Regions from separate parts of the Homo sapiens genome. Here regions 2 and 3 are each linked to region 1. The links are chromatin loops, found by intact Hi-C in ENCODE. Cell type or tissue: MCF 10A. All regions are shown on one strand.

Region 1 (8,000 bases):
TCAGCTGTATAACTCTGTGGGACAGGCCTAAAGGGGCACCCATATTTATTTCCTCGGGTAAACACATGTTGTCGACTTATGGGGTCTCCACACAGGTGTGTGAGGCCTATGCTGTTAGAAGCTTTATTCTGTAGATGGAGATGCCAGGGCACAGAGGGTTTAAGTAGCCTGCCTAGGGTCACACAGCTCAGCAGTGCAAGACTGACATGCAGGCCTAAAAGGTGAGGTTTCCCGCCAGCTGATGTCCTTCCCTGTGACTATCAGGACTTGCAGACTTTGGGCACTTTGTAAGTGTCGTTTGTCTGTTGCCTTCATCTTTCTAAATCCTTTTCTATCCCTGGCCCCCTGGAACTTCTTTCACATCAGCTTTCCCGAGGGTAAACCATGTCTAGGGTGAAGTGTTTTCATGGCATCCTTTTCTTTTTCTGGGAAAGGTGCAGGGAGCACTTCAGGATGCACCGTCAAAACCCTCCCCCCGCCGCCATTCCACCAACCCCCACCAGGAAGGCCTCAGAAGCCTGGTGTGCAGCAGCCCCCGCTAGGAACACAGGAGGGTGCAACCCGAACCAGCGCCTCCCAGATAAGGGCCTGGCAGGCAGGGACTGGGCAAGTAACCATCCTACCTCATATAGAGGCATCCTGGGGGCTTCCATTGTTCGCTCTCCTGGGAACGCCCAGGGCTGCAGCCTTATCTGCTGCTGGCACAAGAGGCATCTTTTCTTATTGAATCGGGAACAGGATCTTGATAAGGCAGCCTTGGCCATCAGGGATCATCAGTTTTAACGTTCCTTTCTCACTCTGGAATAGAGCAAGATTTGTGGAGGCTGTGTGCTATGAGCAGGCAGGGAGGCTCAGCTTCCCCAACCCACCCAGGAGCCTGGAGAGAGGTCTCAAGACTGAGCCTGTGGGTGCACCCTTCCCTTGTTGAATATCACTGTATGTATGTGTGTGTGTGTGTGACCATGTGTCTGCCTGTCCGTGTGTGTGTGTATCTCTGGTGTGAGTCCCTGTGTGTAAATGTTTCTATGTGCATCTCTGTGTATGTGTTTGTGGCCCTGTGTCTGCCTGTCCGTGTGTGTCTGTGTATGTATCTCTGGTGTGTGTCCCTGTGTGTATATGTTTCTGTGTGTATCTCTGTGTATGTGTTTGTGGCCCTGTGTCTGCCTGTCCGTGTGTGTGTGTGTGTGTATCTCTGGTGTGTGTCCCTGTGTGTCTATGTTTCTATGTGCATCTCTGTGTATATGCTATTGTGTGTTTTGTGGGTTGCAGTCTCAGAGCTCTAATTCCTTTGAAACAGCCTTTCAATCCCTTTAGGTGGGGAAAAGTTTGGAGTTGTTAACCCCGTTTTACCGGAGAAGGTCCACTAAAGAAGAACCAACGTCAGAAGCTTTTCTAAAAAGACACCCTGAGCCCAAAGAGTTCCTGGCTCCAGAGGAACTCCCGCCCAGGAGGAGATGGGCACGAATCCCACGGCCCACGAGGTGGCGCTAGAGCCTCACGCACCTGCCCCTGCGGAGGGAGCACGGAGTCCGCACTCATTACCTCTCTGGTATTTTACTGCCAAGGCTGCGTTTATCACTCTAGAGTAACTCAGAGGCCAATTGTGGCACCGCACGGAACTCCCCAAGGGCCATAGCCTCGTTTTGTGGACGCTGAGACTCAGGACCTGCTAGGGTCTGGGCAAAGGGGGCTCAGTACATTGGTTGCGATGACCAAAAATAAGCAGAACCGTGATCACTTTGATGACAATATATTCTAGAGTTTCTTAAAAAGTATTTTTAATATTGTTTTGCTTTCCACAAGTTGGGTGCAGTACAATTGAAGAAGGGGATTCTGAGGCCTTTCATCTGTCAGAGTTAGCGTAGGGCTGGCTGTGGAGCTGGAAGTGGGGCATCTGTCACAGAACCCCCCGAAAGCTGTTGAGACTTGGGAAGAAGATTGGGACAAATGAGTTTCATGGGCTCCTGCTGCTGGCTGGAGCCTGTGTCCCCAGGTCCAGGCCTAAGGAGGAGAGGACTTCAGAACTGACCACCTTCAAGTCTCCTGCTGGCGGGAGCTTCCATGTCTCTCTCGGGGACCCAGTGTCCCCACAGGCTGGCCTGGCACAGGCCTCATGGCTGTGGGCTGGTGCTGGCACCCACTCCTGCCTGCCTCGCTCCTGCTTTTCACCTGTCCCCATGCCCATGAAAGGGTCAGCATCCACAGCTGCAGCCACCAAGCCCAACCTCTGGGACAAAGACGTGTCTTGGTTTTGGCCTTTGGGGCTGGGCAGCCCAGGTGTTGTCACTCAGACTGTTCAAGGACCTCTAGGGCTCCCCTTTCCCACTGTGGCCAAGAAGACCTACATTTCAGGGCCCAGCACAGCAGACACTTTCACCTTCTAAGCCTCTCATAACCAGCTTCAGCCAAAATGACCCCTGTCCACCCCAGCCTCCTCTTCTGCATTTTCCAACTTGCCTGGCATCTCCAGGACCCGGGAACCTTAGCACATCTCTACCTGCCTGCCTACAACGTCCCCAAGATGCGGGACAGTGGCCCCTTGCCACCCCTTAAATTCTCTCTTGCCCCCAAGGCACCTGGGACAAACCTTGTTCTTAAGAAGAGTAGAACAAATATTCATAAAATGAATTAATGTCCAAGCTCTTTCTTTCCCTATAGAGTCCTTGCTTCTCTGCCTCTCTCCCTTCTTCTCTCTCTCTTTCTGTCTCTGTCTGTTTCTCTCACCCTCCATCCTTATCTAAAGCTGGCAGAAAAAGAGACTTTATTTAAACCCAGGGGCAGGAACTTGATAAGGCAGCTTTAACCATCAAGGATCATTACTTTTAATATTTCTCCCACACTCCGCAGTAGATCTGAGCCAAAAGATGGAGAAAGGATTCCCCTGCTCTGGAATATGGGAAGATTTGGGGAAGCCAGTGTGCAGAGGACAGGCTTCCACCACGAACCTGGACAGGGCCTGGAAAGAGATCTTGGGACTAAATGTGTAGGTACACACTTCTCCTGTTAAATGCTTCTGGGAGAGTGTGTGTGTGTGTGTGTGTTTTGTTTGCTGCAATATCATATTGCAGTTCATATTGATGGGAGAAGTTTGCAGTTGGTCCCCCACTTAACTGGAGAGTGACCTCCAAAGAAGAGCCACTGTGAGAGACTTTGGAGCAGCAGATCTACAGATGGCCCTTGGGGTGTGGGGACACCACAGTTATTGAAACACAGAGCCTCCTGCAGACTGCACCGGCTGCGCCCTCCAGGGCCCAGGCTTGGTCCCTCTTCCCATGGTGCATGGGAATCTCTCCACACACAGGGCTGTGCTGCTCTACTGAGTCAGCGTAGAGTGCTTGATGGCACGAGGAGAGCGGGGCCGGCCAACGTCATTGGATGAAGGCTTCAGTCGTGTTTCCACAAAACATAGACGTGTTCTCCTTTGTCGATCCTCAGTAAGGGCACACCAATGTGATTTCTGTTATTAATATATGCTCTTCAGTTATTCACAAAAGGTGATGTGTCCCAGCACTATTACCATCTGTGAAGGCTTGTTTTGCTTTCTATCTCTTAATCAGATGTCCTCAAGTTCAAAGAAGCAGTTTATTATACATGTTTGGTCATTGATGCAACCACCGAAGACATCATTGCTTTCTAGTGAAGGGAAGCGTCATTCCTTTTTAGTGAAAAATCATTAAATTTGGAGTCAGAGTCCCCACCGCTCTCACTAAGAACCTGTTTCCATGTGTTTGTGTGTGAGACACTCATTGATTACTTCAGCTCCTTCTCAGATAGAGTTCAGAAAAGCACCTCAGATTTAATGAGGAAAATGCAGGCATATGAACTCCTAATGGAGTAAGGAGAAGATGAGAGACCATTGTGCTTCTCAGGTGACCAGAAACTCCTGTTATTTTAGTGTAATACTGTCAGCCTCCCATTTGTTCACTCCAAGATCATTTATTAAAGAAGATGGAGAAGGAAAGCAACTTGAGCTGAGCACTTTCAAGGGGGCGGGTGCTTGCTGCATGCAGGCTGGGGTCTGAGATGGATGGAGCTAGTCCCTGCCCCCTAGGAGCACAAAACTGAGTGCAGCAGCTCTAAAAATCAGGCCCCCAGACCACCTGCATCTGAATCACGGGGTTTGTGTGCTAACAATGTGCATTTGTGAGTGTGGCCTAGATTTATGCTGCCTTTACTGCCCATGCTACAGAAACACCGCCTGGTGGGTAACCTGGACAAGTCAAGTGAAATCCTAGCCCAGCGTCGTAAGTGGTGTGTAAGGGAACAGCCACTGAAAACCAAGATGATGGCAAACACTTGCTCATGATCTGTCACAGGCCTGCACCGAGTGCTGCAGGTGTGAACTCCTGTAATGCTGCAACAACCATTCTAGGTGGTGTCTGCTGTCAGCCTCATTTTGTGGGTGGGGAAACTGAGGCACAGAGAGGTCAAGTAACTTTCCAAGGTCACACAGTTGGAAGGCTGAGGGGATGCTAAACACAGTGGTCTAGCTTCAGAGTCCAGGATCTTGAGTGCTAGGCTACCCGGCCTCTGCTGGGGTGTTAGAAGGAAGACCCTCTGTGTTAGAAGGATAACTAACCACTTAGAAAATTCAGTCTTTGAAGGTTTGGCTTGAGTTGTAGATTTACAAACTGGGACTGAAATTTGGAAATACTGGACCCGATGAAATTAGAGAGAAAGAATGGTTTGATTGGAAGAGAGACAAACAAAGGTATGCAGGACCTTTATAAGGAAATAAGTAAGAATGTTTCCCTTGGAAGAAGCCCTGGGGTTCCAGTCTGAAACTACAGTTGAAAGAAGGAGAGGACCAGCTGAACCTACCTGGGGCCCCATGGATGCTTCTTCAGCCCAAGGAAACAATTTCATGCTCCTCCAAGAGATGGCGCTGGCGTTTCTGAAACCAGAATGGGCATCTCTCATTCCAAAGCTCCGCAGAAGTCTTTGGGCTCCTATTTTGTTTGTATGATTGCTTCAAACTTGGAAAACCTTTACCTCTGTTCCACCATAGTAGGGAAAATACACTCCTCTGCTGGTATTAGGTTGACCAGGCAACTGGCCATAATCAAAGCTTTTAAAGCTAAGTGTCTATAGATCTGTAGGCAGGAACTGAGAAAGAGAACTCATTCCGGTTGAGTATCCACCAGGTGAGGAGTTGCACAAACCCCTAATCTTCTCGACCATGATTCTGTTGAATAGGTTATTATTTTTTTAATCCTGAAATCAAGGCTCTGAGTGGTGAGACTGCTTGCCAAGCGACATGGCCCATGCATGCTGGAGCTGGGATGGAAACCCGGGCAGATCTGATGCCTCTGCCAACTCCGTTTCCACCACACCACTCTGCCTTAGAGGATTGTAAAGATGTCTGTGCCTATGAGACGAGCCATCAGTTATCATGTACTCTGAATATAATGCGCCCCCACACCAAAAAAGGGAAGTTGTTAAATTCCAGGTGCTAATTTGTTTTCTTAGTATTTGCTTTTCTCCTGAAGGTGGAAGCCAATCCGATTAATTGAGGGCTTCAATTAGTTGCGTGCAGGCTAGCTCTAGGGTTTCGTGTGCTTCCTGCTCCAAATTGCTGTGTGACGAATCACTCACAATCCACACAGCTTAATATCCCTTACAGGAACAGTCAGTGAGGACTTCCTTTTTAGGAAATGAAAAGCAAACAGAAAGGTCTTTTATTTCAAGGTTCTTGAATTTCTCACCCTCTGGTCCTACTTTACATCTTCAAAGCTTAAGTGTGAAACAAAGGAAAAGTAGAAGAAAAGATGTGTAACAGGAGGACCAGAGTTAAGAGACTCACAGAATCATTCTCTCTCCCTCCCTCTGTCCCTCTCCCATTCTCTTTCTTTCATTCCTCTCTCCTAACCTCCTGTTCTTCCTTCCTTTCTCTTTCTCCTTCCCTCCCTTCCTCCCTTCCTTCCTTCCTTCTTTCCTTTCCTGCCTTCCTTCCTTCCCTTTCTCTCTCTCTCTCTCCCCCTGTCCTTCCTTCTCCTTTCTCTTCCCTTCCTTTCCCTCCCTTCCCTTCTTTCTTTTCCCTCAGTATGGGGTGAGGAAGGATTAGTTACAGCCAGCAGAGGCTATGGAAGCCAAAGCTTCTCCGATTTATACGTGCACATGCGATCACTCCAGGATCTGGAAAAGATACAGACTCTGAGTCGTGGGTCTGAGGTGAGCCTGAGCTTCAGCATTTCCAGCAAGCCTGGGACATGCTGGGCAGCAAGCCTCATGGAGGCGTCAAGGAATACAGCGCCGAGCATCAGCCGAGCCTGGTCTTGCTCTGATGAGGCCCAACGGGGGCTGGTGACGGCAATGAGGAGGCCCGGCCCTTGCGAGCAGCCAGCAGCGCCAGGACCAGCTGTCCTGAAATCTGCAGGCTTGCATCTTGGCTCTTGGGGATCTTTTGAGCTCAACAGGCTCCCATGAAGTCCAGGGAAAGGGACTGAGGAGGTGGAGAGGGAGAGATGAAGACACGGAGGGCATCGTGTTGGGCGTCCCTGTGAATGGTGGAGGAGAGAGAGGTGATGGGATGTGCCCCTTTCAGGCTGGACCCACCCAGCCCCTCTGAGCTTCAGAATCCTCCAAACAGAGAATCAGAAAACACCCCAGATGTGAGATTAGGGTTTTCCAAAGTGTGGTGCAGCTACAAAGGCAGCCCAGTCTGAGTTTCCAGGGATGGGACCGCTTGCTATGCTGCCCAGGCAATTCTGACCCACAGCAAAGTTAGATAACCACATCACCACAGCGCTCTCCAGCCTTGAAGGCTTCTCCTTCCCAGTGAGCTGAACTCTCTTCCCTACAGATGTCTCAATAGGCTTGGGGGAGGGGCTGCTGTACCCAGTCCTTCTCTCTCTCCAGAGGAACTGGAGGCCACTTAAACCTGGTCCCATAGCTGCCAAGAGTGGGGCCAGGACAGAGTCCAGATGGGTGGCCTGCCCCCTCTGCACAGCCACCTCCTTCTCCTCTTGCCCTCGGCAATGCCCTGCTCAGCAACCTACTGCTTCCCTCTCAGGCATTTGCTCAAGTCTGTATCTCTTGCCTCCTATCCCAGTATTTCCAACCCACCTGTGTAATGCATTCCTCACCTGACAGCACACTGAACTTTCCGATCAGATCCCTGACTGCCTCTGCCTCCACGCACACATTTTCTTTGGTTCCCAGCTACTACAGAGAAAAGCCCCACTCGTTACTTCTGAAGAAACTCGGCAATTTGTCAGTGGCTTACTTGCCACCACTCCGCTCCGCATTTCCCAAGCTTCAGCCATGCTGACCACCCCATTTTCCTCATTTCCAGCTTCCTCAGTTTGCTTATACTTGGAAACTCATCTTTCTAGAGCTCCTTAGCCCTCTGCTTCTCCCTGCCAAAATCTTTCCCATCCTTGTAGGCCCTGCATAAATACTCTTTTTCTCTAGTGACTTCTGTGAAGTAACCACTCCCTCCTTGGACTGCCTGTGACATTACAAATGCCACTGTGTAGCTGGAAAGCTCTTTGCGTCATTCAGAAGTGGGGTCTTATTCATCTTGAAATGCCCAGAGCCTAGCCCAGTGCCGGGCACTTTGCAGATGTGCAACACTTATTGACTGGCTGAGAGAGTGAATGAATTATTGAATGAATGACTGTGTACACATGGCCCACCCTAACCATTTGAGCTCCATGATCCCCAGGAATTTAGGATCTTCTACTGATTGATGAAGGCAATTAAGCAGAATTTTTGTGTCTTTAGCCCAAAAGGTATAAACAAATATTGTTTGCCCTCTGTTTATCTTTCCCTGAATAGATAGTTGGTAGCAGAAACGTGACATCATAAAGGCTAACCACAAAGATACACCGGAGAAAAACTGATTCTGTTGGTCAAACAACTAAAATTGTCTGTGTCTTAGAATTTGTGAATATTATTTATTGGATTTATTCAAAGATAATGGAAACTGTTTGTGCTCTTATACTATGAACTGTGATTCTAAAACCATTTTCAAAGTCAAGTCAAGTAGTTTAGATTTT
Region 2 (8,000 bases), 650 kb after region 1:
AAGCTAAAGTAGTGATAAAAAGCAGGGCTTTGTTTGCTTAACATACTCAGTAATATGTACTTTATGTTTCCTCAAACAAAGTTGGAAAAGGTGTACAACCTCAGGGGAACAAATATGCTGCTGGTTCGTGATCCCCCTAGATGATGTTAAGGATTCGTGAGGTCCGACACGGATGGGTCAAGAGAGATTTTCAAGCACTTTCCTGGTCCCTCCAGCAGAATTTCTTTTTGTTCCCCCAAAGGGACCTCAGCATGTTCAGCATGGCCTGCAGACCCTGTGTTACCCCATACCCCCAAGGCTAGGGGAAGAGAGAGATCATATCTGTTAAGCCAACAACAGATGGGTCATGACTACAAATGAAAGGGAAGGCAGCTTGAGGGGCCACCCACAAACCAGGCCCAGCAGGGCAAGGCGGGGCTGGGTTCCAATACAGCTGCATGGAGTCACATCCTGGGTTTGGTGGATGAATTAGCAAAAGCCTCACCTGTGGCTGGATTTCTCATCCCCGACATTGAAGAGGCTCAGTGTGGGTACTTTGAGTTCCCTGTGCCAGCCAGGCAAGGTGTCCTCCACTACCACATTGAAAGGTAGAATGGCACAGTGGCGTTTCTGTCCTTGAGTGCAGTCTGACACATACTTGACCAGGTACAAGGAGCATCTCATGAACAGTGAGCACCCATGACCCAGGAAGGTGGTGGCCCAGTGGAGAGGGGGCACGGAGGGTGTTAGATGTTTTGTGCACTTGCCTTCAGGGGGTACCTGTCATATGTCTCACCCCAGGGTCTCTTCTTATAATGAAACGAAATCCACAGATGTAATATGAATTTAATATAAATGTTTAGTCTTTTTATCTTCCAACCCACCAAACTCTTGATTTCTACTTTCTTCCCTCTCTTCAGTCTTTCAACACCATCTCCCCCTTAGATAGCAACCTGGTCTCATGCTTAGTTGAGAAAATAGAAGCAATCAGACCGAACACTGGCATCTTCTCACGACCATTTCCACCACATACCTGGGCCTCTCCCTCTTTCCCATTTCTGCCACACACCTGGGCCTCTCCCTCTTTCTTCCCCCCTGTTGCTGTGGAGCCCTGTTCCATCAAGGGCCATCTCCAACTCCCATTCCCTCAGCCTACTCAAAGACTTTTGGACTACAACCATCCTCTTTCTTTCCTCCATCACCAATTTTTCCTAATAGTTCTATTTCCATCAACATCAAAACATTCCCTAATATCCACCACCTCAAAGAACAAACAAAGAAAAACAAAACTATACTTCTTTTGGTGCCATGTCCCTTTCTAGTAGTTTCCCATTTCTCAGCTCTCTTTCTCTCAGGACTTCTAGAAAGAATCACCTGTCCTCTCCTTCGCCACTTTCTTACTTCCCATCTCAAATGGGCTTCCCTTCCCACCACACCACCAAAACTCACCAACAACGTCCATCCCGCCAGATCCAAAGACCACTCCACTGTTCCTGGGTTCCCTGGCCTCTCCACATCATTAGCGCACTTGACCGCAGCCTCCCTCTCCAGCACTTTCTTCCTTGGCACTCATGACTCCCCTACTGCTTTCCCTCCTACCTCAATAAGAGTGCCTTTCCATTCTCTTCTGCAAGCTATTCTCCTCTTCCCAAAATGCCTCAGAGCCTATTCCAACCAGAGTCCTGTCCCCTACTTTCCTTCTCAGCGACTTCAGCCCTTGTCTTTAATTACCATCTTTTTCTATGTGACACTAAATTTCTATCTTCAGTACTAACCTCTCCCCTGAGCTCTGCACTCAAAGATTTAAATGCATACGTGGCCTAACAAGCTTGTACAACCAGTATGGCCAAAGCAGAAGCTAGAGATTTCCCAAGTCCTCTAGAGGCTGTTCGGCTCTTCATCTTCCCCAGGGCCATAAATGTTATCCTGAGCCATACTGTGACTCAAGTCAAAAACTACAGCGTCATCGGAGATTCATCTCAGTCCCTTACCATGGAAATCCTATGGGTATTACTTCCAAAATATGTCTGTCTCTATGGCCACCATCCCAGATTAAGTTGTCATAATGTGGAGGCCGTGACGTTCAACTGGTCTATCTGCTAATGACCACGCTACCAAAGTTCACTTGGCACAGAACAGTCAGAGCTTTTTTTTTTTTTTTTTTTTGTGAGACAAAATCTCACTCTGTCATCCAGGCTAGAGTGCAGTGGTACGATCTCAGCTGACTGCAACCTCCGCCTCCTGGGTTCAAGCGATTCTCCTGCCTCAGCCTCCCAAGTAGCTGGGATTACAGGCGCCCACCACCACGCCCAGCTAATTTTTGTATTTTTAGTAGAGACGGGGTTTCACCACATTGGCCAGGCTGGTCTCGAACTCCTGACCTCAAGTGATCCACCCACCTCAGCCTCCCAAAGTGCTGGGATCACAGGCATGAGCCACCGTGCCCGGCCCAGAGCACTCTTAGTAAGACATAAATCAGAGCAAATCACCTCACTTGCTTAAAACCCTCCAGTGGATTTTCACTGCACTTGGAAAAATCTTTGGCCTATAAGATCCCCCTGGCCTGGCTCCTGCCTGCTTGTCTGCTCTCACCTCCAACCTCTTCCCAACTGACATGTTGCAGCCACATGGGTTTCCAATCCTGAGCACAGAGATCTTGCTCAGGAGGTCTTCTCTGATCACCCAAAAGAAACTAGCTCCCTGACCACTGTGCGTCATACAATGCTGTGTGGCACTCATGGCCAGCTGACATTATGTCATTAATTTAATTATTACCAATTAGAATGTAAGCTCTGTGAGAGCAAGGCCTTGTCTTGCTCATTGCTATCCTCTCAGTACCCAGAGCAGTTCCTGGACCACAGCGGGCCCTGGATACATAGGTACAGAGAGAATGAAAGGAGGAATAAATGAGTGAAATCTCCTATGTGGTCACAAACCAGACTGCTCTCTTAAGCACATAGAAAAGAAGTCTTGAGTCACTTAAAATTGCCACACACACACACACAAAAAGTTAACCTGGTCTTGGTCAAACCTGAAGCCTCTACCTTCTGGCAATGGGAATAACTCCAGGCAACCAGTTCCAACCGCCTCCTCCCTGTCTCCTTCAAGGTTCCCTTCCTCCACCTGCAATTCAAAACCTCGGTGGTTCCCCAGGGCTCTGTCCTGCACCCTCAATGCTTCCCTTCTGCACATTTTCCCAGGCAATCTCTTCCTGCCTCTGGGCACCACCTCCGTCAGTATAGAGGTAGTTCCCACAGGCACAGCCCCATGCCTCTCTCCTAAGCTACAGACCCAGGCAGCTGTGTCCTCCTGGGCATCTCCATTGGGGTGGCTCTCAAGTCCCTAAAATATAATGTGTCCTAAAGTCAGATTTGCTTCCTGTCATGCATTTCATATCTTGATGAAAGGAACTTTGTCTCCCAGGTGCCCAGGTCGGAAATGACCTGGCCGTCATCTTGTGCTCTTCCCTCCCACGTGCTCCACAGCCCAGCTATTCCCATGGGGCTGCTGCCAGACCATAGGCTCTCTTATGCAAATGAGCAAAAGGCATCCCTCCTCAAGACACTCTACTGCCATCTGCTGGGAAGTCTGTGGAATAGGTCTATATAGCTGTACCCCTAAGATGTGGTGAGTTGTGCAGTGTACATCCTGCACAACCATATGAGGCGGCCCTGGCTAAGCTTGTCCATTCCATCTTGTACCTGTCTCTAGTACCCAAACATCCTTTCCTCTCAGGGGCTTGGCCGCTGCCCTGGTTCATGCCACCAAGCCCTCCTGCTGGACCATTACCATGCTCCATACTGATCTCCCTAAATGTAGTCTCTCGTTTTTGCAATTCCCTTCCTCATCATTGTCAGAATAAACTTTGTAACATAAAAATCTCATCCCCTCAACTCCCCGGTTCAGAGATTCTCAATAGCTTCTGAGGAGCTAGAGAATAGAGACCAACCACCTTTGCCTGTCACAGACATGGCACCTCTCCAGGTGTCCTGTCCTTTGCCCCACTACCTCCATAGGCTGCAGACGTTCCTGAATATGCCATGGATTATTTCAACCCTGGCCTGCACATGTGCTGTGACATCGTCTCTGCCTAGGATACCCTTTTCCATTACCTTTCCAATAACTCCTGCCCACAAATCTCCCTGCAAATGCCACCCCTATGGAACCTTTCTCAAAAGTCCTCCCTCTGCTTCTGCTGAGTTTCTGCAAATCTCCATGATGTTTCATGGGTGACTGACCACATGTGGGTGTCCTCAACAGACTACACTTTTGAGGATAAAGATTATGCCTTTTTTTTTTCTGTTCCCAGAAAGTAACACAATCTGGCACATGGTCAGTGCTCAATAAAAAGGATGAAAAAAATAAATGATTTTTCTAAAAATAAGGTGTGGCCTTTCTAAATATGTCTCAGACCCTCAAGAGTTTCCTTTCCACCGGACGCTATGTAATCTGGGCTCTACCAGTTGTGGGCAACATCTGGCTTCCCTATGAAGGCTGTCATGTCATTTAATGTAAAAATTAAAGACACATTTTACTAAGAGTCTATTCTATAGGTTCCCCTCCCACCCAGTATTCACCACACATCTTATAAACTCCATCTGACATAAATACAGAGAGTTTAAAGCGGACATCCAAAAAGCAAACTTGTCCCCAGATTTCAGTCTCAAAATCACACAAGAGACTCAAGAGACTCTGCCAACTAGGAATATCCCTGTGCCCCTTTTTAAAGTGGGTCTAGTCCAACAGAGACTCTCCAAGGCCAGGAGATTGGACTCCAAGAGCAGCCATGCCCCAAGGCTTTCATGCTACCTAATTACATGCTCAGGGACTCCCTTTGATGTTATCCGATTTCCCTGGCAAATCTCCTCCCCTCTGCCAGAGGAACAAGCTGGCTCTCAGAAGAGCAAAACATGGGAAGGGTGATCGCTTTCCAGAAGTTTCTAATTAATATGAATATGAGGTATCCATATCAATAAAAAATGCTCTATCCCTAAGTATCCCTTCCCCCTGCAGTAATAGAGGAGGAGTGGGAAGGATGAGCCTCCAAAACTATGCAAAAGGCCTTTTGAAAGGTAAAAACTCAACAGGCAAGGGGGCCGAAGCTGAGGTGTACTCAATCTGCAGGCAAAGACCTTCCAGAACCTTCCATGTGCCTGGCATTGTACAAAGATAAAAAGGACAAAGTCCTGCCCTTACGGAACTGGTATTTTAGAGCAAGGATTAAGCAAAGAATTTCCTGTAAAAGGCCAGATTGTAAATATTTCAGGGTTTGTGGATAGTCTCCGTCACAACAGCTCAACTCTGCCATAAATTGTGTTTATGGACACATATCATTTTCACATGTCATAAAGTATTATTCTTCACTTTGGATTTTTTTTTAACCATTTTAAAATGGCAAAATTAGCCAGGTGCCGTGGCTTACACCTGAAATCCCAGTACTTTGGGAGGCCAAGGCAGGAGGATGGCTTGAGCCCAGGAGTTCAAGACCAGCCTGGCCAAGATGGTGAAACCCCATCTCTACTAAAAATACAAAAAAATTAGCCAAGCGTGGTGGCACACACATATAATCCCAGCTACTCAGGAGGCTGAGGCATGAGAATCATTTGAACCCTGAAGGTAAAGATTACAGTAAGCCAAGATCGTGCCACTGCACTCCATCCTGGGTGACAGAGCAAGACTCTGTCTCAAAAAAAAAAAAAAAATTACCTGGGCATGGTGGCGCTCGTTTGTGGTCTCAGCTACTAGAGAGGCTGGGGCAGGAGGATCAGCTGAGTCCAGGAGGTCGAAAGGCTGCAGTGAGCTATGATGGTGCCACTGCACTCTAGCCTGGGCAACAGAGCGAGATCCTGTCTCAAACAACAACAACAAAAGTCAAAACTATTTTTAATTCTTTCCTCACATAAAAACAAATTACAATACAATATGGAATGGAATCATATACATAAGAAAACATTTTCGATGAGGAGGGGAACAGCAGGAAGACCATGAGCCCCCCTCCCGCACTCCCAGCCAGAACCGCTCTTCGAGTGGGCACCGCATCATCACTGCCAGGATGCAGCAAGGGCAGCCCCCGCCTGGAGAAGCAGGGCAGCCAGCATCCATTTCTCCTGGACAGGCAGAAGTGGCCACAGTCCATGAGGAGATGAGATCATTTGCATGTGTATTTGCATTTGCATTCTCCCTGGATGAGAAAATAAGGGGGAGATGAGGTTTCCTGACCTTTGGGAGGAAGATAAAATTGAACTTCTGTTCAAAAGCAGAGATCCCGCAGTAAACAGTACTATTATTAACATTCTGTTTTCAAAGAAAATGATAAAAGAGCATGAGTGTCTTTGTTTAACGAGTGTTTGCACCAATGCCCCCATTTCCTTTTGGGCTTGCTCTGTCTTTCTTTGGGTGAAAAGTACTCCCACTACTTAAAGTGTCCCAACTCCTCACACCGACATTTATTCTTATCATAAATGCATTTGAACGTTAAAGGTCCCAAACTCCACCCACTCCAAAAGAGACTCTCTTTGTGCAAACTCCTCTCTCTCCCACCCCTATTTGCCTAGGAGACTGAGTGTAACTTAGAATAATGTACCATCAACAAATATAAATCACACATCCACACCACACAACCTTATCCTCTCTCAGGCGATTGTGGAACACTGTCTATGCAGAAAGGCACCATTAACAAACTCTTTGAAAATGCATCCAATCACACAGATCAACTATTGCCAACATGGCCCCCAAGGAATATTGTTTGAACTTTCTCATCACCAAACCAACCAAATGTGGTTGGTGGGAAGCCCTCACAAAGACCCTAAGATGTGGTTTGGCTTAATTCCTATCCAGCTGATAGGCAGGACCTTGGATCAGAATAATTGCAACAAACGCTTGAGTACCAGTAGCACATATGAAATTTCTCAACTCAAAGTCGTTTTCTTCTAGAATGGATTTTCCCTGGAAAACACACATTGGGAATACTCAGGTTCTTCCCGGCTTGCTTTGTTCTCTGTCTTTCCCACCCCACTTTCTATGGCTCCTTTCCCCCAGCCAATCGAAATTCTTCACACCCTGTAAGGTCCAAGCAAGCTCTGCCTCTTCCATGAGGCCTCACAGGGTTCAGCCAATCCTGTGCTCCCTCCTCAAACCAGTTTAGCTCTCCCCAGCAAGGGGAGCACCCCATTGGCCCCTGTTCTGTTTCCTACTTCCCCCATGTCAATGACATTTCTCCAGGCAGAATTAAGCCACACGGTGGTCAAACAATCGTCTTATGGTCTTCTCGCTCCCTCCTCCCCTTGGCACCATGCTGAGCACATGAAGACCACAGCACCTGTTGGTGACAATTTAGGGAGCCTGTCAAGATACCTCTTGGCCTGACTGTGGATCCAAACCACAGGAGAGTTCATTGAGGACAATTTGATGAGTGAATCTGGCTACAAAAGCTCAACACAGCTAACTCATTTCAGATCATGAAATTGATCCTGTTCGCCATGCTACCTCAGGAGCTAGGGGCAGAAGGAATGATCTTCCACATTTTACCACATCTATCATTCTCTCTAGATATAGACACACATGTAGATGTATGTGTGAATGCATGTATACATGTGAGTTTTTTTAATCATTTGAAAGTAAACTGTAGGCATGATGCAGTTATGTAAAAGTGAAGACAGTCTTACAAAACCACAGTGTGATTTTCAAAATCAGAAAATGCATATTGACATAATGCTACTATATCTAATCTGATATAGTAGCATCTGCAGACTTGATTCAGATTTTGCCAATTTTTCCAACCATTTCTTCTTATATTCTAGGAAATCCCAGGTCGTACTTTGTTGTCATGTCTCTCAATCTCATATTATCTAGTGGAATTCTTCTGTCTTTCCTTATCTTTCATGACATTAATTTTTTGAAGACTATAGAGCAGTTATTTTGTAGCATGTGCCTCAACTTAAGGTTTTTAATGTTCTTTTCATGATTAGATTTAGGTTATGTCTGTGGGGCAAGAATACAAAGTGGTGCTGTGTCCCTCCCAG
Region 3 (8,000 bases), 640 kb after region 1:
AGTAGTAGAGCTAAGCCTGTCTGAATCTAAAGAGGACTCCTTCATCAGAGCTTACTGCCTCTCCCATGCCACAGCATCTCAGAGTTGGGAGGCATCCCTCTGTGAGAGCTGACTCAGTAGAACCTGCTGGCAGGGACACAATTTTGCAGCAATAAGCTCCGTCCTGGTGGGCAGGATGGTGAAGTACTTACACAAACTAGATCGAAGAGCACAGAAGTCCAAGTCAACTAGAGGCCTATCCAGATGGTGTGGAATAAAAATGGCTTTGTCTACTTTGTTTATAGCTACACAAATGGTATTTGGTTTCACCAGCCCATACAAAGTGTGCCGTTCCATTGTCCTCAAAGAGCCAGCCTTTCATTCAGTGTTTCTTTTCTTTTCTCCAAACCACCAGCTAACGTCCTGGAGGGCGACTCCATGGATCAGGACGTCGAAAGCCCAGTGGCCATTCACCAGCCAAAGTTGCCTAAGCAGGCCAGGGATGACCTGCCAAGACACATCAGCCGAGATCGGACCAAAAGGAAAATCCAGAGGTACGTGAGGAAAGACGGAAAGTGCAATGTTCATCACGGCAACGTGAGGGAGACCTATCGCTACCTGACCGATATCTTCACCACATTAGTGGACCTGAAGTGGAGATTCAACCTATTGATTTTTGTCATGGTTTACACAGTGACCTGGCTCTTTTTTGGAATGATCTGGTGGTTGATCGCATACATACGGGGAGACATGGACCACATAGAGGACCCCTCCTGGACTCCTTGTGTTACCAACCTCAACGGGTTCGTCTCTGCTTTTTTATTCTCAATAGAGACAGAAACCACCATTGGTTATGGCTACCGGGTCATCACAGATAAATGCCCAGAGGGAATTATTCTTCTCTTAATCCAATCTGTGTTGGGGTCCATTGTCAATGCATTCATGGTGGGATGCATGTTTGTAAAAATCTCTCAACCCAAGAAGAGGGCAGAGACCCTGGTCTTTTCCACCCATGCAGTGATCTCCATGCGGGATGGGAAACTGTGCCTGATGTTCCGGGTAGGGGACCTTAGGAATTCCCACATTGTGGAGGCTTCCATCAGAGCCAAGTTGATCAAATCCAAACAGACCTCGGAGGGGGAGTTCATCCCGTTGAACCAGACGGATATCAACGTAGGGTATTACACGGGGGATGACCGTCTGTTTCTGGTGTCACCGCTGATCATTAGCCATGAAATTAACCAACAGAGTCCTTTCTGGGAGATCTCCAAAGCCCAGCTGCCCAAAGAGGAACTGGAAATTGTGGTCATCCTAGAAGGAATGGTGGAAGCCACAGGTAAGATGTGTTCTATCCTGGGATGGCTGTGGGATAGATGCTCATTTTAAACTGGACCTGATGTTCTTATCTATTACAAGATCTAGAATACTGAACCTCACTCAATATTGACAACATCCCCTTGCTTCATGACATAGTATGCCTACATGTCTCACCTGAAGTATATCCACCAAGAAGCCTAACCATTTAGTTTTTTAAAGCCCTTTGGAAAATAAATTAATGAACAATGAAAAATCACCATGTAATATATTTTAAGTCTCCAAATATTTACCTAAATTAAACTCTGATCTGTCTCTAAAGCATGTTTTAAATGGCCTTAAAACATTGCTAATTTAAATACTTGAGGTTATTTGTTACCAAGTTAGAAGGAGGAAGTTAAGCCTTTCAAAGGAAGCCTGACAAACTGCTTTAATAAAAATGCAATTTCACCCATTCTTTGAGAGTCATTTATAAGGCCTATAGCATTGGTTTTTCTTTTGTATGAAGTGAGTGCCTAGTATCTCTCCACATTCAACCTGCTGAGCTCCCAGTAAGTATAAAGCTGCAGACACAGTAAATAACTCTAGCAGAAAAGAAAAAAGTTGAAGATCCATTCATCTTAATCCCGCCGGCCCTCCTGCTGTTAATGGCTAATCATTGGGATGTTTTAGGGAAGATGATCTGTTCAGGAAATAGAGAAAATGGTCTGTTTTTACTGACGTCTTCGCTCATGTCTGAAATTTGCACGTTACACATCCCAACAGCAAAGCAGGTTCTGCCCATGTTTGTATGTAACATCCCCCAAAACAGAGCCATCAGCTAGGACTCAAGATAACCATAGTGCCTCACGGGGAAAGTATAAACCAGAACCCTAATTCATTAAGGTCTTTATTGTTCTTTGAGGTAGTAATAGTGTCTTTGGGGTCCTTTTTCCTGATACCATCAGCCCTTTTACGCTTTTAAGTCTTCAGCTTGAGATTCAGGTGGTTTATATTGTCTGAAATTGCATGACCAGCAGGCTGGCCCCATGTTCTTCATCAACCTGTGACAAGTAACTTAATCCTGTGATCCCTTTTAGGGAAAAGCCATGGGTCCCATGTTTCTACCTCCCTGTACCCAACAGGCAAGGTCACAACCTCTCACAAATTTCTTTTACGGTGGTGGTGTGAAACTTTTGCTATAGGGTTTTTAAATGCAGCAAACAGTGAAAACGTGAGTAAAGGGCTTTGCATGGAGCTCAATGGTAGGAGCGGTCTCCTTTCCATAGAACAAAAGGCACAGGAACCTAATCGGAAAGTAGCTTTAAAGAATAACAAAAGTCACTGTTGCAAAATAAGACATAAGTGCTCCAGGTGTTAACAGGACTATCTGTACCTTGAGCCTGATTTGGGGGTGCATTTGTGTGGCAATAGTTGGGTGGGGAGGAGGAAGGGAGATAGAAGGGAGAAGTAGAAGGGAAGGCAGGGGAGGAGGAAGGGGAGGAAGGAGAGGAGGAGAAGGGGAGGAAGGAGGGAAGAGAAAGGGAGGAAGGAGAGGAGGAGAAGGGGAGGAAGGAGGGAAGAGAAAGGGAGGAAGGAGAGGAGGAGAAGGGGAGGAGGGAGGGAAGAGGAGGGAGAGAGGAGGAGGGGAGGAGGGAGGGAAGAGAAAGGGAGGAAGAAGAGGAGGAGAAGGGGAGGAGGGAGGGAGGAGGAGGGAGGGAAGAGAAAGGGAGGAAGGAGAGGAGGAGAAGGGGAGGAGGGAGGGAAGAGAAAGGGAGGAGGGAGAGAGGAGGAGGGGAGGCTGGGGAGGAGGGAGGAAAGAGAAATAATTCAAACAGGGAGCTGTCACTTTCCTACAGACCAGAAACTTCCCCAACCTCAGCTGAGCACAGGGACTCTGGATCCCCCTAGCGGCCACAGAGCTACAGCCTCTGACACTATGAACTGACCACTCAGGATGCAGTTTTTCTTTTCCCTTTTCACCATAAATTCCCCCAAGAGGACATGAGAGAGGGCAGTGTCTCCAAGCTCAAGAAGCAAAAACCACTGGAGACGTACCCTCTGGTTACTGATGCTAGTCTGAGCTTTAAATTGTGGGAGTTAAGCTTTGTGTTCCCTCAAACCAGAGCCCAATCTCTGTAAAATAAATGAATCTGGAATAAGCAAATTATCTTTGTGATGTCCCTGAGTCAGAATTCTCCCTGGGGCAGGCCCTGGCTTTCTGATGACAGCTGGTAATGAGTGAGCCTTTCCAAAGGGAGGAATATGGTTTTCTTGGTAATTAACAGTGATACTTGCCTCTGAGCACCCTATGGCCTTTCTACAGCTTTCATAGAGAAATCTGAGTAATTACCAGCAAAATCAATCCAAACGCTCACCCCATCCCTGGGAAAAGGCAACTGCTACTCATTTTCTTTTAAAAAATAGTCTTCTAATTTCTAGACTTGGGGGGGGGGTTCTAGAAAGTTCTGGAGGTGTCTGGAAACTGGAAGTGTCTTGGTCTTTTCCTCAGGGGAATCATACAACTCAGTACCCCCAGCACAGCTGCTCTCTTACGCTTCAGCAGGATACTGTTTCTTTGTGAATGAAAAGCTCAATTAGGATTTATGGGCATTAAACAGGCCCTTAGGGGAGAAAAATGCTTCAATCTCTCAAAACCACAGGAAAAAAAAATGTGGACCAAATGCACACTCGAGGAAAACAAATTCACAGGGATCTAATTATTCATTGTAGTGCTGGACTGGAAATCAGGAGCCGTGATAATAGCAAGCTGACACAAAACAGCTTCCCCTGCGCTCATCACTTCTTTCAACAATGTCGCAGTTGACCTTAACCTGCTGTGCTCAGTGGTCTCCACGAGCAGGCCTCTTCCAGGGAGGAGGGAAGGCCCACATGGCCACCTTCACGCGGTGCCCTCTTCCCTGTTAGGAAGCAGGCATCCTGGGCACAGGATGATCCCAGCGTGGTGTTTTCCGGAGACCGGAGTTGTCCCACAGGAGGCCACCTGGGTCCTTCCGTCTGCTGGGAGCTCAGGCCCGGTGCAGGCGAGTGGTGCTCTGTGGATGCACTGCCTTCCAATGCCAGCCGCATTGCAGGGTCAGGTTCCATTTTTAGAAAACGAAAGTGGGCTCCTTGAAGGCTGGAAGCGAGCCCCCCTTTCATGGCCTTGAAGGGACTGCACAAAAGACAGACCCATGCCCACGCAGAACAGCCCCGAGTCCTTTGTGAATGGCTTTGGCCTGGTCCCGCCTGAAGTCAGGAGGGACATGCCAGGCGACCTTTCAAGAACCTTCCAGTCATGTGGTTCTATTTTTGAAAATGAATCAAACCCTGGAAAATTCTGACACCAGCCACTCAGACATCTAGGAGTTGGCTGTGTCTCATCTGCAGATATATTTTTAAAGGGGGCCGTTTATGTTCCTGACACATGGGCGATTTTGAGATAGTGGTGTTTACAGAAGGTTTCATAGCTACGTAAACAAACGTGCTCAGCAGCTGTGGCCCATGTGTGTTAAAATAGTAAAGCATTCATATAGACTGTTATTTATAGAGGGCAAATGGGCCTCGAGGCAAGATGACAGCCACGCAGCGCTGGGCTTGCTGCCAGTCAGCCCCCACTACGGCCTTGCTGATTGACGAACTTCCACATTTACCCCCAGCGATTATACAACTGCGACAGGCAGCACTTGCCCACTCCTCGGCAAATGTGCTGGCAAGGATGAGTCCCCGTTAAGCCTTTTGGTTATTTTACACTTCTTTTGATGGAACCTATCAGACTTACACAAAAACAGACCCAGTAGTATCACTAACCTCTGTGTCCCCGTCATTCTGCTCCAGTGATTATCAATTCAGGGTCAAACTTGCTTCCTCTGTATCCCCACTCATTGGCTGCCCACCAGAATCACATCATCCTCATCTGCAAATATTTCGGTATGTGCCCCTAAAAGATAAGGATTCTTTTAAAAACATAGCTATCATACCATTATGACACCTAAAATAATGACCAATAAATTAAGATCCAACATCTACCAAGTGTTCAAACTTCCAATCGTCTCTTACATGTCACTGTTTTTTATATTTACAATCAGCTTGTTTGAATCAGGATACAAATAAGGTTAACACATGGTGATTGGTTGAGATATCTTGTAAGCCTCTTAATCTATGACTTCTTCTTCCATCTGTTTTTTTTTCCAATAAGTTTTTCTTAAAGAAGATAACTTCTGAAAGATTTAAATACTGCATAGAACACTGGGGAGAGTGGAGGATGAAACACACCAGAGAACACTTTATAGACAAGGAGGCAAGGCCAATTAATCGGAAGTTGCCATCTGGGAGTTAACAAGGAGGACAGCCAGTGTTCACTGGAAATAGGTGAAGGCAACCCATCACCCATCCTTCACCACAGAAAAGCTCAGTTCTGTCACTAGTATAGTTATTCCCAGGCAGAGAATTTTAGTCACATAAATCACACCACAGATCATAAAATTTTTGAGTTGGAGGGAATCTTTGCCCATTTCACAGATGAAGAAATGGAACCTCAACAAGACCCGTGACTTGGCTAAGGTCAAATAGCCACTAGCAGGGCAGGACCTTGAAAGCCACAGCCACCAATGGTGTTGTCGGGCACTCTGTGTTCAGTGCCCTTTGCACCATGAGTGCTGCTGATTCATGATGATTCGGCAGAGAAATGCACCCAGAAAAGACACCTGATATTTCTTTTCTTTTCTTTTCTTTTTTTTGAGACAGGGTTTTGCTCTCGTTGCCCAGGCTGGAGTGCAGTGGCGTGATCTTGGCTCACTGCAACCTCCGCCTCCTGGGTTCAAACGATTCTCCTGCCTCAGCCTCCTGAGTAGCTGGGATTACAGGCATGCACCACCACCGCGCCCGGCTAATTTTGTAATTTTAGTAGAGATGGGGTTTCTCCGTGTTGGTCAGGCTGGTCTGGAACTCCCCACCTCAGGTGATCCACCCACCTTGGCCTCCCAAAGTGCTGGGATTACAGGTGTGAGCCACCGCGCCCAGTCAACAACTGATATTTCATGTGCAGATGACTGGTATTAATGTGCCCTCAATTCTTTTCTCTCACCATTAGTTCTTCCTTTCCTTTAAGGTTCTTCTGTTTCCAAATGTTATCAATTCATTTTTAAATTACGTAGACATTGACATGAATTTTAAACAACCATGTATCAGAATGAGATGTACCACAAAACAATTCTGAAATCAAAATTAAATAAGCATTGTCTACAAAAATACCCCTGGAAGAACATGATGTTCTGTCAGGTCTGATTTCCAGGCACATTTTTCTTTACTGTAATCAAAAATGCCAATCTACCCTAGCAGGGGAGAATATGAGATTGCAGCCTTTGAAAAGATAAGACTGCTGAGGGTAAGCATCACCATGCTCTTAAACTGTTTCTAGTAATGATATTTCATAGCTGCTACATTTTTCAAATCTTATTTTTCTCCTTTTGATAATTTACTGCTGATCCCTCCATTGCCAAGCCATTATCTCCAATTTTACCATTTTTTATCTTAAGAGTTATAACCCCAACCACCCAGCCTGGGAAAAGAGTTAATTGGTGAGCTCTGAAATGCTAAGAACTTGGGTAAAACTCTTCATAGAGGCATCTTCCTGGAGGAATCTCTATAAGGAGTGATTTTTTTCAATTTAAAGACATATGGAATATGTTTTTCCTAGGTCAAAATCTGCCACCCGTAAATCAAGAAATCCAGCTCTCCTTTCTTTTTGAGCATTAAGTGTAGCTCATTTATTCAGGGCTTCCTTCCAATATGTCTATCTCATTATAATATATCCCAGTAGTATCATTGGCTGGCTGGGTAAAAACTGGTGACAACTGCTCCCCAAATATGGTAAACTCTCTATAATCCTCCACAGCTTGGGGACACTGTGTTCTGGTTCATCAGATGTCTTAACAATTGGATTTTGGATGCTATGGTGCACACATAGAGTCTTAACTTTTCTACCACTCCTTCCAAAAGGCAGGCTACTGTAAGAAACCTAGCATTATAACTCCACTAAACATTTCCCATACTTTAGAAGACAAGGAGTCAAGGTCACCATATATTACTGTGATTGAAAAAGGCAAAAATTGTTCATTGTTCACCAATACCAGAAAATCCATTGTTCTTCCTTCTCCAAATGGGCCATAAGAAGCCACTAAATTAGATGCTCAATAGAAGTGAGTGATGATCTCTCAGTATATACAATGTGGAATTCAAAGCCATTGGACAAAATTGGACTAGCATCTAAATTTAGCTCAGACCCAAACTCTAAAGTCAATACTCATCTTCCAAAGGAACAGCATCATCCAAATTAGGAGATGAACGTCAAATCGTGTGAAGTCTCTAATTAGCATATCCTTAAACAAATAGAGTTTTATTATTTCCTAGGGCATTCAGTAATACAAGTGCGGACAGCAGGTTGCCAGCAAAGCAGTTTTACTCAACAATTTCTAATGACCGGAAGAGGATCACTGGGGAAAGCTATGTAAATTATTCACACACACACATGCACAGATACTAAACAGCTAAGCAGCCTGAGGTGCTGCTGCTTCAGTCAATCATGCCCTTGCTCCACAGTGGCACACCCACCCACTTATAACCTTGTTTGTTATATTAATTACTTAGTAAGCTTCTTTTTCCAAATTAACTTCTCTGGCTATAGCTCAGTTCATCTGTGCCCCTTTGTGTCATTTACAGCATCAGGC

The links. Peaks named below come from ENCODE experiments on the same cell type or tissue, not always from the same donor. Only the 100,000 strongest peaks of a DNase experiment are listed, where the experiment ranks them.
Region 2: it touches region 1 in a loop (7-fold over the local background); 59 of 110 quality-filtered maps call a loop at or near these places.
Region 3: it touches region 1 in a loop (8-fold over the local background); 57 of 110 quality-filtered maps call a loop at or near these places.

The regions. Positions count from the first base shown.
Region 1 is chr21:38,349,691-38,357,690 of GRCh38, reverse strand. It overlaps LOC107985513 (a long non-coding RNA gene), which reads right to left and starts at 5,584. Exons shown (of 2, transcript XR_001755040.2): 1 at 4,822-5,584; 2 at 1,757-3,633. In MCF 10A, CTCF peaks have their summits at 1,468 (motif pointing right) and 4,890 (motif pointing right); DNase peaks (open chromatin) are centred at 1,490, 4,910 and 5,570.
Region 2 is chr21:37,696,380-37,704,379 of GRCh38, reverse strand. All of the region lies in intron 3 of KCNJ6 (potassium inwardly rectifying channel subfamily J member 6), which reads left to right. KCNJ6-AS1 (KCNJ6 antisense RNA 1) reads right to left here. Exons shown (of 8, transcript NR_183540.1): 2 at 5,686-5,825. Among named protein-coding and RNA genes, the nearest start is that of KCNJ6-AS1, 180 kb to the right of the region's middle. In MCF 10A, a CTCF peak has its summit at 3,567 (motif pointing left); a DNase peak (open chromatin) is centred at 3,519.
Region 3 is chr21:37,707,526-37,715,525 of GRCh38, reverse strand. KCNJ6 (potassium inwardly rectifying channel subfamily J member 6) reads left to right here. Exons shown (of 4, transcript NM_002240.5): 3 at 395-1,315. KCNJ6-AS1 (KCNJ6 antisense RNA 1) reads right to left here. Exons shown (of 8, transcript NR_183540.1): 3 at 5,083-5,212; 4 at 1-1,290. Among named protein-coding and RNA genes, the nearest start is that of KCNJ6-AS1, 190 kb to the right of the region's middle. RefSeq lists a silencer at 3,144-3,193. In MCF 10A, a CTCF peak has its summit at 3,185 (motif pointing left); a DNase peak (open chromatin) is centred at 3,175.